Regions from separate parts of the Mus musculus genome. Here all the other regions are linked to region 3. Evidence: chromatin loops called from intact Hi-C (ENCODE). Cell type or tissue: heart. All regions are shown on one strand. Region 1 holds the start of Pcyt1a (phosphate cytidylyltransferase 1, choline, alpha isoform). Region 2 has its middle 14 kb from the start of Cep19. Region 3 holds the start of Fbxo45 (F-box protein 45).

What was found. A loop is a pair of places that touch in the nucleus more often than their neighbours do. Peaks named below come from ENCODE experiments on the same cell type or tissue, not always from the same donor. Only the 100,000 strongest peaks of a DNase experiment are listed, where the experiment ranks them.
Region 1: a loop joins it to region 3, with 9 times the contacts of the local background. A loop is called at or near these places in 2 of 42 quality-filtered maps.
Region 2: it touches region 3 in a loop (4-fold over the local background); 8 of 42 quality-filtered maps call a loop at or near these places.

Annotation. Positions count from the first base shown.
Region 1 is chr16:32,428,482-32,433,481 of GRCm38, forward strand. Tctex1d2 (Tctex1 domain containing 2) reads left to right here. Exons shown (of 5, transcript NM_025329.4): 5 at 275-618. The coding sequence ends at 322. It overlaps Pcyt1a (phosphate cytidylyltransferase 1, choline, alpha isoform), which reads left to right and starts at 2,440. Exons shown (of 9, transcript NM_009981.4): 1 at 2,440-2,550. In heart, a CTCF peak has its summit at 2,274; a DNase peak (open chromatin) is centred at 2,400; H3K4me3 peaks cover 2,569 bases; H3K27ac peaks cover 2,030 bases.
Region 2 is chr16:32,111,789-32,116,788 of GRCm38, forward strand. No RefSeq gene overlaps it. Among named protein-coding and RNA genes, the nearest start is that of Cep19, 14 kb to the left of the region's middle. In heart, no CTCF peak of the experiment used is centred here; DNase peaks (open chromatin) are centred at 1,933, 2,283 and 3,703; H3K4me3 peaks cover 323 bases.
Region 3 is chr16:32,245,107-32,250,106 of GRCm38, forward strand. It overlaps Fbxo45 (F-box protein 45), which reads right to left and starts at 1,919. Exons shown (of 3, transcript NM_173439.2): 1 at 1,388-1,919. The coding sequence starts at 1,705. Wdr53 (WD repeat domain 53) reads left to right here and starts at 2,121. Exons shown (of 3, transcript NM_001185162.1): 1 at 2,121-2,161. In heart, no CTCF peak of the experiment used is centred here; a DNase peak (open chromatin) is centred at 2,035; H3K4me3 peaks cover 3,110 bases; H3K27ac peaks cover 1,696 bases.

The DNA.
Region 1 (5,000 bases), 180 kb after region 3:
CTGTATGGGCTCAGGACCTAACTGAAACCCTGAGCAAAGTAAGTTGGCAGGATATAGAGGGTCACACCTGCAATCCCTACACGTGGGAGGCTGAGGCAGGAAGACCATTCCAAGTTTGAAGCCTTTTGTGTTACATAGCTAGATTCCCTGAAGACAAAGGGAAAAAAGAAAATTGACAAGGATCTAGTGTGTGTCAGTTTCAGTGGCCAGCTTGGCCTACTTTCTCATTAGCACTAACCCTGCGGATTTCTGTTTTCTGTCTTTTTCATTGTAGGACAGCTTATTCTGTGTGGTGGCAGCATTTGGGTGTTTCTACTATTGAATCGTTGGGAAGTGTGACTTCAAGGAACCTTAACTTTTTTATATTGTTAAATTTCCTGACCAAATAAAAACAAGTTGGCACTTTGGTACCTAAAATCTGTTAAGTTGTATATGTTTAAATGGCTTGATTTTATTATGTTATCTCTGCCCTTTCTACATTTGGAAAATATAGAGAAAAAGGGGAAAATTCATTTTAATATGTCAGATGACTAGATACTTGGGTATATTTTCTATTCATTGTTCCTTATAAGATGTAAAAAAATATTTATAAAATAAATTGTGTGTTTTCACCCCTTATGTCATGAATAGTTTTTATGACTTTCATAATAGCTGCATTTATATCATTAGGTTATACCATTTGAATTTTGACCTTTCCTTATCAAGGGGCTAATTTCAAATTTTGCACCATTATAAAAACTTACTTTCTTTGTACTGTTGCTTTCGTTTCTTCTGGCCTGTTATTTGTGCTCAGCTATTGGCTGACTACCCTATGGTTTACACAGCTCACTGCTTAAAGGTATATCCCTTTTGTTTAGTGACAGGGTCTGAGAAATTTCAAGTGTACATGAAAGTAGAGCAAGGAGTTTCAGCCAGGTGGTGCTGTCACACGCCTTTAATCCCAGCACCCAAGAGGCAGAAGCAGGTGGATCTCTGTGAATTATACATTAGCCTGCTCTATACAGAGACACCCTGTCTAGAAAATAACCACCACCATAAAAAGATTCCTAGGTTTCTATGTTAGCTACAGTCTAAACTACTACCTTTGTGATGCCCATCTTCCCCAGAGAGGCCCTTGGTGTCTCCTCCAGCTACGAAGTCCTTTTTTGGGGGCATTTTATCTGCCAAGTCCAAATACCTATTTGAACTTAAGTGTGTGTGCTAGCTTTTAATCATTTTTCTCCTTAGAAGCACCTCAGCAGATGCACAAGTTCACCCATCCTCTTTCCTCTCAGTTATCTTCAAGTAAAAAATGCAAACAAATACATAAAAGTCTACCCCCACCCCCCCCATCTTTCTCCTGTAGAGTTTTCTTCCCACTTGCCTTACAGCTACAGAATTGCACAGGGTGTGGCGGCTAATGACCGCACTCTAGAGTCTGAGGCAGGAGGTCCACTGCAAATTCAAGGCCGGCATGGGACAAATAGTAAGGTCCAGGCCAGTCTCGGCAACAGTAAAGGCCATGTCTGATAGTTACTTTTAATTCCCCTCAAAAAGTCTGGAGAGAGAGTTCAGTGGTTAAGAGTTAAAAGCACTTACTGTTCAATTAAGACTAGAATTAGCCCGGCAGTGGTGGTGCACGCCTTTAATCCCAGCACTGGGGAGGCACAGGCAGGTGGATTTCTGAGTTCGAGGCCAGCCTGGTCTACAGAGTGAGTTCCAGGACAGCCAGGGCTACACAGAGAAACCCTGTCTCGAAAAAACGAAAAAAAAAAAAACAAAAAACAAAAAACAAAAAACCAAAAAACCAAAAAAAACAAAACCCACTAGAGTTCAGGTCCCAGCACCCAGGTATTCACAAAGGCCCGTTAACTCTAGCTCCAAGACATGTCACCCCATTTATGGCCTCCGTGGACACACAAAATCTTAGAAGTGTGTTGTGTGTGTGTGTGTGTGGGGGGGGGGGACTCGGCCAAACAAAATCCCCCAAAAGCTCACCGTAGGAAGTTCGTTCCCTAGACTACAGCCTCCTTGTCTGTGCATTTTTGCCCTCGCCTCTACTCCTGCTCCACTACTTCCCGGGTCGATTTCTAGGCTCGTTTTCTGATGAGTCAACCCAGGTCCGAATAACTGGCAGACAGAGGATGAGCTCAGACCCGAGCTCGCCTGACCGAGCCGGCGGGCTCGAAGTCCTCGGGGAGGTCGGACATCGGAGCCCCAGCCCTGCGGAGAAGGCGAGGGGCAGCGGGCGCAGGGGACGCCGGGAGACCGGCGGCAGGAGGCGCCACACATCCGGAATTCCGAGCCCGCCGACCCCGCGCCTGCCTCCAGCGCTTCGGCTCAGTCACCCCACGCGCCCGGCCCCTCTGGAAGCGGAACTACTCTGTCAGGTTGTGGTTTTCAGGAATGCGGAGGTGGCATTGACAAGAGGGCGGGCGGGAGGCGGGACTTCCGGTCCGCAGTCCGGTCAGATGTTTCCCGGGCGTCTCCCCGCAACCCATTTGACTTCGCTAGTCGGTGACGCGGCGCGGGGAAGGGATCCGAGGGGGACCGGAGCCTGGAGGAGTTGAGGTAAGGAAACTCCGGGTAGTGGGTGCTTTGCGAGGACAAAGGCGGGCTGGGAGCGTGAGGGGGCTGCGACTGAAGAGTGGGCCAGTGACAGCTAGGGAAAGTGTGAAGCAGGAGGCTACTGTGACCGAGGTACAATGACAGCCAAGAGGACTGTGACCCAGGGGTGGCCGCTTGTGAGGGGTCTGTGACCCCCGGAGCAGTAAATGCGAGGGACTCTGACCTCGGAGAGCACGAGGCAGAGGCTGCGACGGGACCATGACCGAGTAAGTATGCAGCAGTGACTACCCGGGGACTGACTGATCGATGGATAGTGACTGAGGGGATTGATCCGAGGGACCATGAAGCAGCGGCTGCGAGGGCGCGCTCACCGACAAGCAGCGACTTTGAGGGCTGACTTGGAGGAGAATGTAAGATCAGGAATTGGGGGTGGTGCTTTGCACTTGTGTTTGTGTACAAAGTGTGAGTGAATGAGCGAGGGACCCACCCGGCACAGGTCTTACGAAGAAACCGCACTGGTGTGAGACCAGACCAGAGTTTGAATTTTACGGGCAAACTTCCGTGGGTGAGAAACTTAGTTCACCACTGAGCTAGTGTCTTCGTCAGTAAGCGGAAAGTTCAGAGTTGGATTATGCCACCCAACTCTGAGTCCCAGTTTACTATTGGGCTGTGAAGACAGTTTAGTTGGATGGCAACTAACTAAATACAGACAACTGGTCTACAATAGAAATCCCCGCTGTGTTCACATAGTAAGGATTTATAAAATAGGTTTCAGGTGTGTTTGCAATGATGCTATAAAGTTAGCTTCCTACATCTTACTACGTATGCAGTAAACGAGCTAAAGTTTGAAAACTGGGTGTGGTGATACACAACTAGAATTCAGACACCCAGGAGGCTGAGACAAGTATTTTCAGTTGGGCTTAAAAATTTTGGTGGACTTAAAGTGTTTTGGTTTTGTTTCTTTGCTCTTGCTTGTGAGTTTGTTTCTTCAAGTCAAGGTGTCTCTATGTAGCCCTGGTTGTCCTGGAACTCCCTCTGTAGACCGGGCTGGCCTTGAACTCAGAGATCTGCCTATTTCTGCCTCACCAGTGCTGGCTCTGAGGCATTAATACAGGATCTCACTATGTATAGCCACTGACCTGGAACCATCTAGACCAGGGTGGCCTTGAACTCACAGAGACTCCTGGCCTCTGCCTCAAGATTAAAGGTGCATGCCACCATGTCTAGCTTTTTGCTGTTGTTGCTTTTTTAGTTTGAGAAGTAGTGGGTTTGGATTATTTGAGGTTTTTCTTTCTGTAATGATTCTATGATTAAGGAACTGCAGAGAAGTAAGTGTAGAGTGAGTTAGGAACTGGGACCTGTGCTGGCCACAGGCTCCAACAGATGGCCTTAACTGGAGAAAGCTATTTGACCGTAATCAAGATAGCTAGTTATGATTGAGGACTAAAACACAATTTTTGTTGGGAGAGCCAAAAGCTATATTGAAATAGGGATGGTGATAGTTATAGAAGCAATAAGGATATAGGCGTTTGTTGTGGAGAAACTGCCAGGAATAGGCATTGAGGAAGGAGAAACTTTGAGGATAACACAGTTTAAGAGCAAAACTGCAAACCCAGAAAACAGTTTGCTAAGAATAAAATAGAAGTAGGGAGAGATAGATCTTCATATTCTATTCAATCTTTATGGTTGGAGAGTCTACAAGTAAATAGGATTGCTATTAAAAAGGTATTGGGTCAGGTGTGGTACCAAATGTCTTTTATTCCAGCACTTGGGAGGTACAGATAGGGATATCTCTGAGCTCAAGGCCAGCCTCAACTGCAAGTGGAGTATCAGGACAGCCAGGATTGCATAGAAAGACTTTGTCTAAAAAAAATTAAAAAAAAAAAGATACTGGGATAGGGCATGGTAGAACATACCTTTAAAGACCAGCCTGCTCTCCATAGTAAGCTTCAGGACAGTCAGGAGAGAGAGAGAGAGAGAGAGAGAGAGAGAGAGAGAGAGAGAGAGAGAGAGAGAGAGAGAGAGAGAATGAATGAGAATGAATATCTCAAAACAAAACAATGGTAACAGGAATTTGAAAGCTAGCTGTGGTTGTATATATCCTATCATTTGAGAAGTTGAGGCTGGAGGATGGTGAATCCTAGGTTAGCCTGGGCTGTTTTAACTTCACTACAGTGTATTAATCTGGTTACCTACCTAATAGCCACCCTTCTCACTGTACACTTTACAATAGGGAATGAAGAGTCAGAAAGGTTCTTAAGTGGAAATTGCTGAGGGTTTGGAGGACTATTCTGGCCTGACCAGTTACACCTTTAGGACTAATGCTTATGTACTTGACACATATTTTACACAACCAGAAGGAACTAGAAGAGAACCTGCTTCAACTTCACTTCTCTAGGGAATTGGCTAGTTTTTCGCTTGTGCTTGTTTGTTTTTGTTTTTAATTTGGGGTT
Region 2 (5,000 bases), 130 kb before region 3:
GGAGCTGGAGCCGGAGCAAGAGGAAAAGAGAAAGGAAGAAAATTATGTTCAAACCAAGCTTGGAGGTGCATGCTTGTAATCCCAGCACTCAGGAGGCAGAGGCAAGTGGATCTCTGAGTTCAAAGACAACCAGGACTACACAGAGAAACCTGTCTCAAAAAAAAAAACCAGAAAAACAAACAAACAAACAGCAACAACAAAACCCCCCAAAATGTATGCTCAATAGCTTCCCAACTTTTTATCCTTGGAGTTCTTTCCCTCCTCTGACTTCATTTTATTCTCAAGGCTGAAAATCTGTCATCCCATAGGGAAGGGCCCAACAGTTCTTCTTTCCCATCTTACAAATCCTAGGCCTTTGCCTGTCTGCTGCCAAGCCTGGCACCTTCTCCTGTAACACTACAGGCTCTGGCCTCAGCATCACATCCACATCTGTATGATTGGTCATCCCTGAGGAAAAACCAACCAACCAAACAAACAAACAAAAAAACCTCCTGAATTAATAGAATACTCATCAGCTCTTGCACGGGTAACAGCTTTATTTTTTATTTATTTATTTATTTATTTATTTTTCAAGATAGGGTTTCTCTGTATAGCCCTGGCTGTCCTGGAGCTCACTTTGTAGACCAGGCTGGCCTCAAACTCAGAAATCTGCCTGCCTCTGCCTCCCGAGTGCTGGGATTAAAGGCGTGTGCCACCACACCCGGCTCAGTTGTATTTTTAATAAAGATAAAATTAATTAATTTAATTAAATTAATTTAATTAAATATTTAATTAAAAGTGGGGATGGAGAAGAACATCAGAAGACCACTCTCAGGTCTCTCCTCCCTCCAGGCAGATTCATGAATCATACTGGAATCAGCTTGGCAGTTGGTCCCCTGTCCACCAAGTCATCTCTCTGGGGCTTGCCCAGTGCAGAGAGTGGGAGAGGCATTATCAACCCGTCTCACACCTTCTCAGACTTCTGAGTACAAAACAGACTGCTTTCTCAAGACAAGACCTTCAAGCCTCTAACTCAAGCTAGTGGATTGCAATCTTGAGGATGGTCAGACTCGTCATCACAGCACAGATAGATCCCTGTCTCAGGGATTCGGATTCATGAGCCAAGGGGTAGGACTGAGACTCTGCTAACAGTCCTTCCCCCCTCCCCCCGCACCACACCCTCTGCCCCCCACCACCACACACACACACACACACACACACACACACACACCCCAACCACTGTGCTAGGCTTTTGTTCTTCAGTTTTGGAAACCCACAATCCATCATTCTGTTAACTCCACCACAATCCCACTGTGGCTCTCTGAAACACTCATAATAACGTAATTCTATCAGATCCAACCTTCCATTCAAACCGTCCCACAGTCACAACCCTTGGACATCGTGGCTCCCAGGTTCACCTTTATGCAGGCACTAAGCATGTAGAAGGCATTGTCACTAGAGATTCCACAGAAGGAAGGACTGATGTAGGCTAAAGCAACCGAGACACTTTAAGATGGAGACCGGGTTGAGCCAGGAGGTGGTGGTGCACGCCTTTAATTCTAGCTCTTGGGAGGCAGTGCCGTCTACAGAATGAATTCTAGGACAGCCAGGGCTGCACAGAGAAACCCTGACTAGGTTCCGGTTTATTCTCAAAGGTAAATTTATCTATTTAGAATGCAGAGGAATGAGCAGTGTTGATACCAAGAATCATGTAACCCCAGAAAACTGGAGGATACACTGGGCCAGTAATGCAGTGGTAAATGATTCCATGGGAGGGGCCTGTCTGCTGCCAGAAGCATTAGTACAACCAAGCAGCACTTAGGCCTGAGTACTACTGGGTGAGGCAGAGTGCGGCCATCCGGGAAATGGGTGTGTTTACTTAGGACTGGGGCAGATTAATCTACTTCTTCTTTCTGTGGAAAAAATTGCTCTCTCCTGCAAGGCGCGGCAAGAACTGAAACCAGGAGGAAGCTTTGCTCAATAGGAAGTGAGCTCCAATTCTAAAATGGGGAAGCACTGCGTTCCTCCAGCGAGACGATCCTGAGCTGAAAAGGAGTGAGAAGCGGACTCGGACGGCTGGGGGCCCCTGGAAACAACCCACGTGGCCGCCAGGAAGACATCGCGAAATCAATGGTGGAGCATCTGCGCTGTGGCATACTGGATTAGATTCCTCTCTATTCCTTCCATGAGGTGTCCTTACAAAAACAACTAAGGGGTTCGTTTATTCTAGCTCACAACCTCAGACTACACTACAGTCCCTGGAGGTTCCGGTGGCAGAGGCTTCCAAGAGCTGGTCACATGACAACCAGAACAAGTGTACCCACGTACGCGTCTCAGCCCAGTCTTTACTGTCTGGCGCCCAGCCCAGGAAACTGTGCCGCCCACATTGGAAGGGAGTCTTTCCACCTCTATTGAGATTTCTGAGTTCGAGGCCAGCCTGATCTACAAAGTGAGTTCCAGGACAGCCAGGGCTACACAGAGAAACCCTGTCTCGAAAAAAAAAAAACAAAAACAAAACAAAAAAAAAAAAAAAGAAAGAAAGAAAGAATGAAAAAAGAAAAGAAAATTCCTCAGACATGCTTGAGGGCCAACTTAATGTAGGCAGCTCCGCCTTCAGACTCCCTTCCTAGGCGATTCTAGATTGGGTCAAATTGACGAATAAAACTAACCATCATACATAGCGGTGGTGGCACACGCCTTTAATCCCAGCACTCGGAAAGATGAGGCAGGCAGGTCTCAATGAGTTCGAGGTCAGCCTAGTGTACAGAGTGAATCCCAGGGCAGCCAGGGATACACAGAGAAACCCTGTCTTGAAAACAAAGACTAACCATCACATACGACCTGGATACCCTAGCAAAAAAAGGGGGGGGGGGGAGCCAGAACCTTCGGGATGGGATCCAGGGCTAACTGCGAAAGCAACTTGCAGACTGACAGCAGATTCTAAACCCTTCCCATCACCTACCATACACGCAAGTCCCAGGACTGCAGCCAGCTGCAGAGGGACTGTGCTAGAGTAGGGCTTCACCATTTAAATGCGAAGACTTGGCTCCCGCTCTTTCGGTTTACCTAAATCCCATCTCCAGACTCTTTGTGTTACTTCTGTCCCTCCCTCATTTACCTCCCTCTCCCATTCCCATATACAAGTCCAATACTGGGCTTTTAAAAGAAGAGAAATGCCCTGCCAACGGGGTTGGAGTTGTAATGCCCTTCCCCTGAGCCTAATTCTTCAAGCTCCTTTCCACCTAACATGGTTGGAGGAACTTCCAAAACCCAACTGCTTTTCCCCTTAATTAAACCCAAATAATCAATTTACAGCTTTGTTCAATCTTGAATTCTTTTCCTGTCCCTTCACTTGCCCATGCCCCCGTAGGCCCGCTCATATAAATTGCTGTTGGCTGGATTCCGTACCTCTCCCAAGGCTTGGACTTTGATCATATCCCCTAATGACAGGAAGACATGGATATGTTCCACATTTCAAGTTCACTAAAGCATCAAAAATAAAAAATAAAACAGAGGAACTGCAATTCCTGTGAGTAGGTGGACGGCTTCTGACACTTCCTCCTGGGTGTAGTGGACACTGATGGACAGGAAGCACCGGGGAAGAAAGAAAATTAACCATTTATTTCGTGGTTTTCTTTTCAAGGTTTCCACATATTATCTCCCCCCAACCCCCTAGCGCGAGCACCTCCCGCCTTGTCCATGCAGTTCTGAGCATTGCCACCAGGGGGCAGGAGTGTTCCGGTGACTCTATGTCTTAACTGGCCAGGTTTGGGCTTTAAAATACAGAAGGAGATTTAGCATTTGGTGAACGTCGGACGCGGGGCTAATCCGTGAAGAGTCTTTAGAGATCACTGGAATTTATAACTTATTTCTCCAGTTTCTTCAAACCCCTCTTATTAAAAGCAAGAGTGCATTAAGAAAACATCAGATGTTCCTGCAACTCTCTTTCCTGTTTTATTTCATTTACTTTTTATTTATGTGTGTGTGTGTGTGTGTGTGTGTGTGTGTGTGTGAGGTACTTCCAGAGGACATAAAATCACCTGGAACTGGAGTTACAGGTAGTTGTGAACTGACAGATATGGGCACTGGGAACTCAACCCAGTCCTCTGTAATAGCAACAAGTGCTCTTACCCATTGAGCCATCTCTCTAGCTCTCCACTGTACTCTCCACTTTTAGAGAGTCCTGTGTACCCCGAGCTGCCCTCAACCTCACTTTGTAGCTAAAAATAACCTTCACCTTCTGATCTTCCCGTCGCCCTCTTTCCTGCAGGGATTGCAAGCGTGCAACACCTGTAAGAATAGTTTTATTTGGTGCTGGGATGGAGCCCAGGGCTTCAGGAACGCTAGGCAAGTACCCTACCGAGGGAGCCACATCCCAGCCAAGGTTTTATCATTTCCAGTACTACCTGCCTGTAGTGATTATCAAAGAGGAAGGCTTAGCCATGTCTACTATCCTTGCCATTATGTCTCCCATTGAGTAATCATTTTCATGGTGGTGTTTGTGTTGTTACAACTTTCTTCTAAAACACCACGAGAATCCACCGGCTGTAGGTGGGTGTGGTGCATTCCTTAGATTAGATCTCGACACTGAGCTAGCAAGATGCCCTAAACCAGTCAGTGTGCTCGCTCTAGGAGTGGTTAGCCAGGCAGGTCACCACATGCTTCAGAGAGCTCTGGGACCAGCAAGGTGGATGTGAGAGATTTTTCACTGGGGAAGGTGGTAGTGTCTAAGATGTGTGCCTTCTCTGGAAATACTGAAGACCATGCCCTGCCAAGCAGGGTCACAATCCCGTTACCCACAGGCTGTAGACTGAATAGCATTCAAGCCTGTTCTAAATGGTCCTGCAATTCACTGCTGGCTCAGAAAGACTTTTGTCTTGGCCTTAATTAGGACTTGATAGAATGACAACCTCCTCCTCATGGAAGAATGGGGGTGGGGAGGGACGACAAGGGAGGCAGTGCCTGGAAGGACAGATGCCTGAGGCTTCATAAGTCCACAAAACATATCTTATGGTAATTTT
Region 3 (5,000 bases):
CAAATTTTTTTGCCAGGAGTGGTGGCACTTTTAGACTCAGAACTTGTGAGCTGAATATTGTGACCCTGTCTCAGAAAAAAAGAAAGACTATCTGATAATTGACATGTTCAACAGCAGTGTTCCTTCTCTTATCACACCAAAACTTGTTTTAATATAAAAGAATATACCAGTAGCTGTGACCCATCTTATAATCCCAGCACTCTGAAGGAACAGACAGAAAGTTGGCAAGTTGGAGACCATCCTGAACTACACATTGAGACCCTGTCTCCAAAAACAGACATAAGTGTATACACATATTTACAATAATACATGTATATTAAAAGAAATAGTGGATTTATTTCACATTTAAAAATGACTTAGACACTCACTGTCAATTTAGCATTAAAAAAAGAGTGTTTACCACATTCCAGGTCAGACTTTATCATCTCTCATTTTATACAGCCCTGGCTGTCCTAGAACTCACTAGGCAGACCAAGCTGGCCTTGAACTCAGAGATGCACCTGCCTGTGGCGTGCAGGGATTAAAGGAATGCACCATCACACCGGCTTCATATGCCTTTGATGACTGCTCTCCTGAAGAGCTACCATCTATCTATGTGAGCTTAACCCAAGGCCTTTTGTTTGTTTGTTTGGGCTGGAGAATACTTGGTCTTGCCATGACCTGTTTGTTAGCATTTTAATTTTGTTATGAAAGCACAAGAAGCGAGAACAACAACAACAACAAAACCAGCAAAACAGGAATCAACATATTAGATGCCAGAAGAGCCATCACCTGAGTAGAACTATGAAAAAGTTATCAATCACAGCAGGACAAGGCAGTGTGATGAGTTATATGGTGCCAATGAGAGGAAGTAATAGTAAAGTCTCTTTCTTACAAGTTAATTAGCAGGATGCCTAGTCTTATCATCACTTGGAATCGTGAAATATTGTGGCCCTAAGAGAACGTGGGTGAAAATAATGTTCTTGTTAATCAGAGCTAGGAAAAGGGGTAGTGAACGCAAAAGATCCCAGCAACTAGACCTATTTTAAAGCGACATCGACGAACTAATGCCTTAAGTCTACTTGGAGGCCAGAAAAAATACATGCTCATGAGTATCGGCTGGTGATCTGTCTTTAAGAGCAAAGACTGTCGAAAGTAGAAAGACTGCTGAAAATGAATGATGGGAAACCACCTAGTATTTTAAAAAGTGAGGTGGATTACGAAGCAGAACTTCAATCCAAAGAAAAGATCGTTATGGAGAGGAGGGGTGAGAGTGGTCCTGACTGGCTGAAGCCGTGGGAAGGCGGGATGCTGAGGTGAAACCTCTGACTCAAGCTTTGAAGATAAACCCCGAGAGCGGCGGGCGGGAGAGGAGCCGAGCTTCGACGTGGCCCCGGGATTCCCTCACCTTGGCCTTGTAGCTGGGCAGGTTGCAGAGGATGTCCGTGCGCAGAGCCTCTTCTGCTAGGCTGCGGGCGCACAGGCTCCGCCACACCTCGCTGTTCTCGTCGCCGTGGAGGCAGCGGTACCAGTGCTTGCAAACCAGGGCGCAGCTCCGCAGCTCGGACAGCTCCAGGTAGGAGAACACCAACTCCAGCACCCGGCTGGGCAACCGGCCGCCGACCCCGGAGGACCCCGAGCCCGCGCTGGCGCCGCCGCCGGCACCGGCGCCGCCACCACTAGCGCCGCCCGAGGCTGCCCCAGCCCCCGGGCCCGGCGCCGCCATCGCCTCACCAGCCGGCCCGAGGGCCGCCGCCGCCGCCGCTTCGCCCCGTCTCGGCGCGGGAGGCCAAGCCTCGCCTACAGCCGCGAGCGGCTCGCTCACCGCCCCTTTCAGCGCCAGCCGCTCGCGCCTCCACCGCTCCCGCCCCTGCCCCGGGGCGTCCGCTGCGCGCCCCGCCTCACTGAGGGCAGATGGCGCGAGCCGCTCGGGTTCCCGCCCCTCGGAGCCGCTCAGCGCGGGCGCCGGAACCGCCCGCCTCGCCCGGCCTGCCCGCGACGCGCCCCGGGATCCGCCATGCGAGTTGAGGGCAAGAAGCAAGGGCGCACGCCCAGCTCGCCCGCCGCGCCTCTCTGCCCGGAAGTGACTGTTCGGCAGAGGCGCCTCGCTCCCTAAAGCTTGATGGGATTGGATGCTGCGTGTGAGGTCATCGCTCGGCGCCACCGGGAACGGGAAGCCCAGGTATGAGGCTGTTGGCCAGCGGGGTTCGGATCTGTTCGCAAGTGCTTTTTTTCTGTTTTTCCTCTAATGGCCTTGACTCGGCTCTCCTTGGCCTCTCTTCCTACGGAGTTTCCCGTCTCACTTGGTTTCTGCTCCCTCTCTAACTTTGTTCACGACACTTCCCTTTTTTGCTAGCCAATTCTTAGATCCTTCACCTTCAGGTCGCTTGGATCAATTTCCTTTCCCTTTGCGCAGTTGAGGACCTCTTGTCGTGGTCAGGTTAGATCCATTTTATTATATTTTATTTTTTTTTACCTTGAGAAATTGACATCTTCTTTTCCTGGCTAGCGCCGTAGGGGACTCACCAGAACCCATTCTCAAAGTAAGGTGGCTAAACCTGAGCAACCCTCGTAAATACGCAGGTTTTATTATATTTGAGATTAAATAAACAAGTGTAGGTAATCTCAAAGTGTCATTTGAATACTAAGTGTCACAATCTTTTTGGACAAAATATAGTGTGTTCAGTAAAAAGTAGTAGTAAAAAGATTAAGAAAAACGTGTTGTTGTTGGGTTTTTTTGTTTTGTTTTGTTTGGTAATTTGTTAATCCCTAGAATGAGGTAAGGTGGAAACATAAAGATGATTTCCTGGGAGGAAAAGAACCTAGCATTATTTAGTTATGCTATTTTAAAGAGCATTTAGAAAAAGAATAATAGAGACTGGAGTGATGGCTGAGCAGTTAAGAGCACTTTCTGCTCTTGTAGAGGACCTAGGTTCGTTCCTAGCACCCATATGGGTGCTCAAGGCTTAACCTGAGTTGTAGCTTAAGTTCAAGGGGAGCCAAACCCTCTTCTGGCTTCGGGAATGACTGAGCTGTACACACATACATGCTATACACATAAAATAAAGTAAAAGAACTACAGTGTGAGCCAGGCATAGATGAGATCTTTTAATCTGACTTTTTTTTATATATAATTCTCAACGCAGCTCTATGAAGTGATTATTATAATAATAGGGCTCACAGACTCAGGCATCAAGTCCAGTGTCATGCAATTTTTATGTAGTAAACCTTGCCTGAGATCCACCTATGTGTAATTAACTTCCTGGTTTTTAGTAAAAACAAATGAACAGCAGCTGCTTCCCTACCCTGGTATAATTACATGCTTATGATTTGCTAATCCCTTCCTCAAGATGTCTTGCACCAAGTAACCCAAATTCTTGTCTGTTGTGGTCATGCTAATGCCACAGTCTTCTGGTTGTTTTGGTTGTCACTTAGTTTCTCCACATCAGGACTAACTTTAGTCCAAAGCTATGAAGGAGCGTTGACTCACACATTATAATAATGGCCTCTCTCTTCATGGCTCCTGAATGTTGAACCAAATTTTGTCTGAATGACAGTTACATTTCCTTTAAATTTTGTGGCTCTGAAAAGAAAGTAAAGAACTATAGAGAATGGTTAGATTGAAAGGCATAGGCAGAGCACCATGGTACAAAGAGTCTATAGCTCCAGCTACTTAGGAGCCTCAGGTGAGAGGATCACATGAGCCATGAGGCTGGGACCAAACTGGGCAAGAAGACAGATTCAGACAGTTTCTGATCACACTCGCTTTCTCCCCTATCCCCCAGGCTTGTACATATAGATAGTAGAAATTAATGAATAAAGGTATGGCTGAAAAAAACACTGAAAAAAAAACATAAAGGTAGAGATAATCCAGTTATCAAATACTTTATCCTTTATCTTACCTTTTTTTTTTTGCTCATTTTTTTTTGTTTTTTTTTTAAGATTTATTTAATTACTTATTTATTATATGTAAGTACACTGTAGCTGTCTTCAGAAACCCCAGAAGAGGGCATCAGATCTCATGGATGGTTGTGAGCCACCATGTGGTTGTGGGATTTGAACTCAGGACCTCTGGAAGAGCAGTCAGTGCTCTTAACCGCTGAGCCATTCTCCAGCCCCTATCTTGCCTTTCTTAAGACAAGTCTCTGAAATATCTAGTGATATCATTCTGCGATCTCTGTTTTGGTTTGGGGGGTGGGGTGGGGTGCTTGTTTTTCAAGACTGGATTTTTCTGTGTAGCCCTAAGTCACTTGGACCTTGATATGTAGACTAGGCTGATCTTGAACTCACAAATATCCGCCTGCCTCTGTCTCCTGAGAGCTAGGATTAAAAGGCATGCCCCACTGCCTAGCTTCATTCTGTTATGTGTTTACCCCAGTTATTCCCATAACTTATTGGCATGTCATCACCCAGCTAGAGTCAGGACAGTTTCAAGGTAGAATTCTAGATAGCCTTTGTCACTCTCTTGCTATGAACCTGCTTTTCATGAACCTCACCTTGCCCTTCCCCCCCACGGGAATTATCCATTCCACCTGCTCAGAACTGTCGCCTGTGGCATTCCACCCTTTAAAAAATGCTCTTAACATACACTGCTTTGCTCTTAAGCACTCCATGATCTCATTAGGAGTTGGAGGAAATGAATCTATTATCTAATTAAACTAATTCATAGTAGGATATGAGTAATTCTGTGTTTGACCCTTTAGGCAACTATACAGGAAAAGACAAGCTTAGTGACCTGGTAGATGAGGGAGGTAATGTTGGCATCAACACATTTATACTAGGCTGTTTGGTCCCAGTGTAGAAAATCAAGAACAGCGGCTTGCAAACAAGGAATTTCTAAGTTGTTCTGACTTAGCACATATTTAAGTACCTTTCCCCCACTCTGCCATAGCACTCTGTTTGATATCCCCTCCCCTTTTACCCTGAGGGTCTCATATGTAGCCCAGAGTGGCCCAGAACTTGAAATCTTTCTGCCCCAGCCTCCCAAGTGCTAGTATTACAGGAGTGCACATGTTTAACAC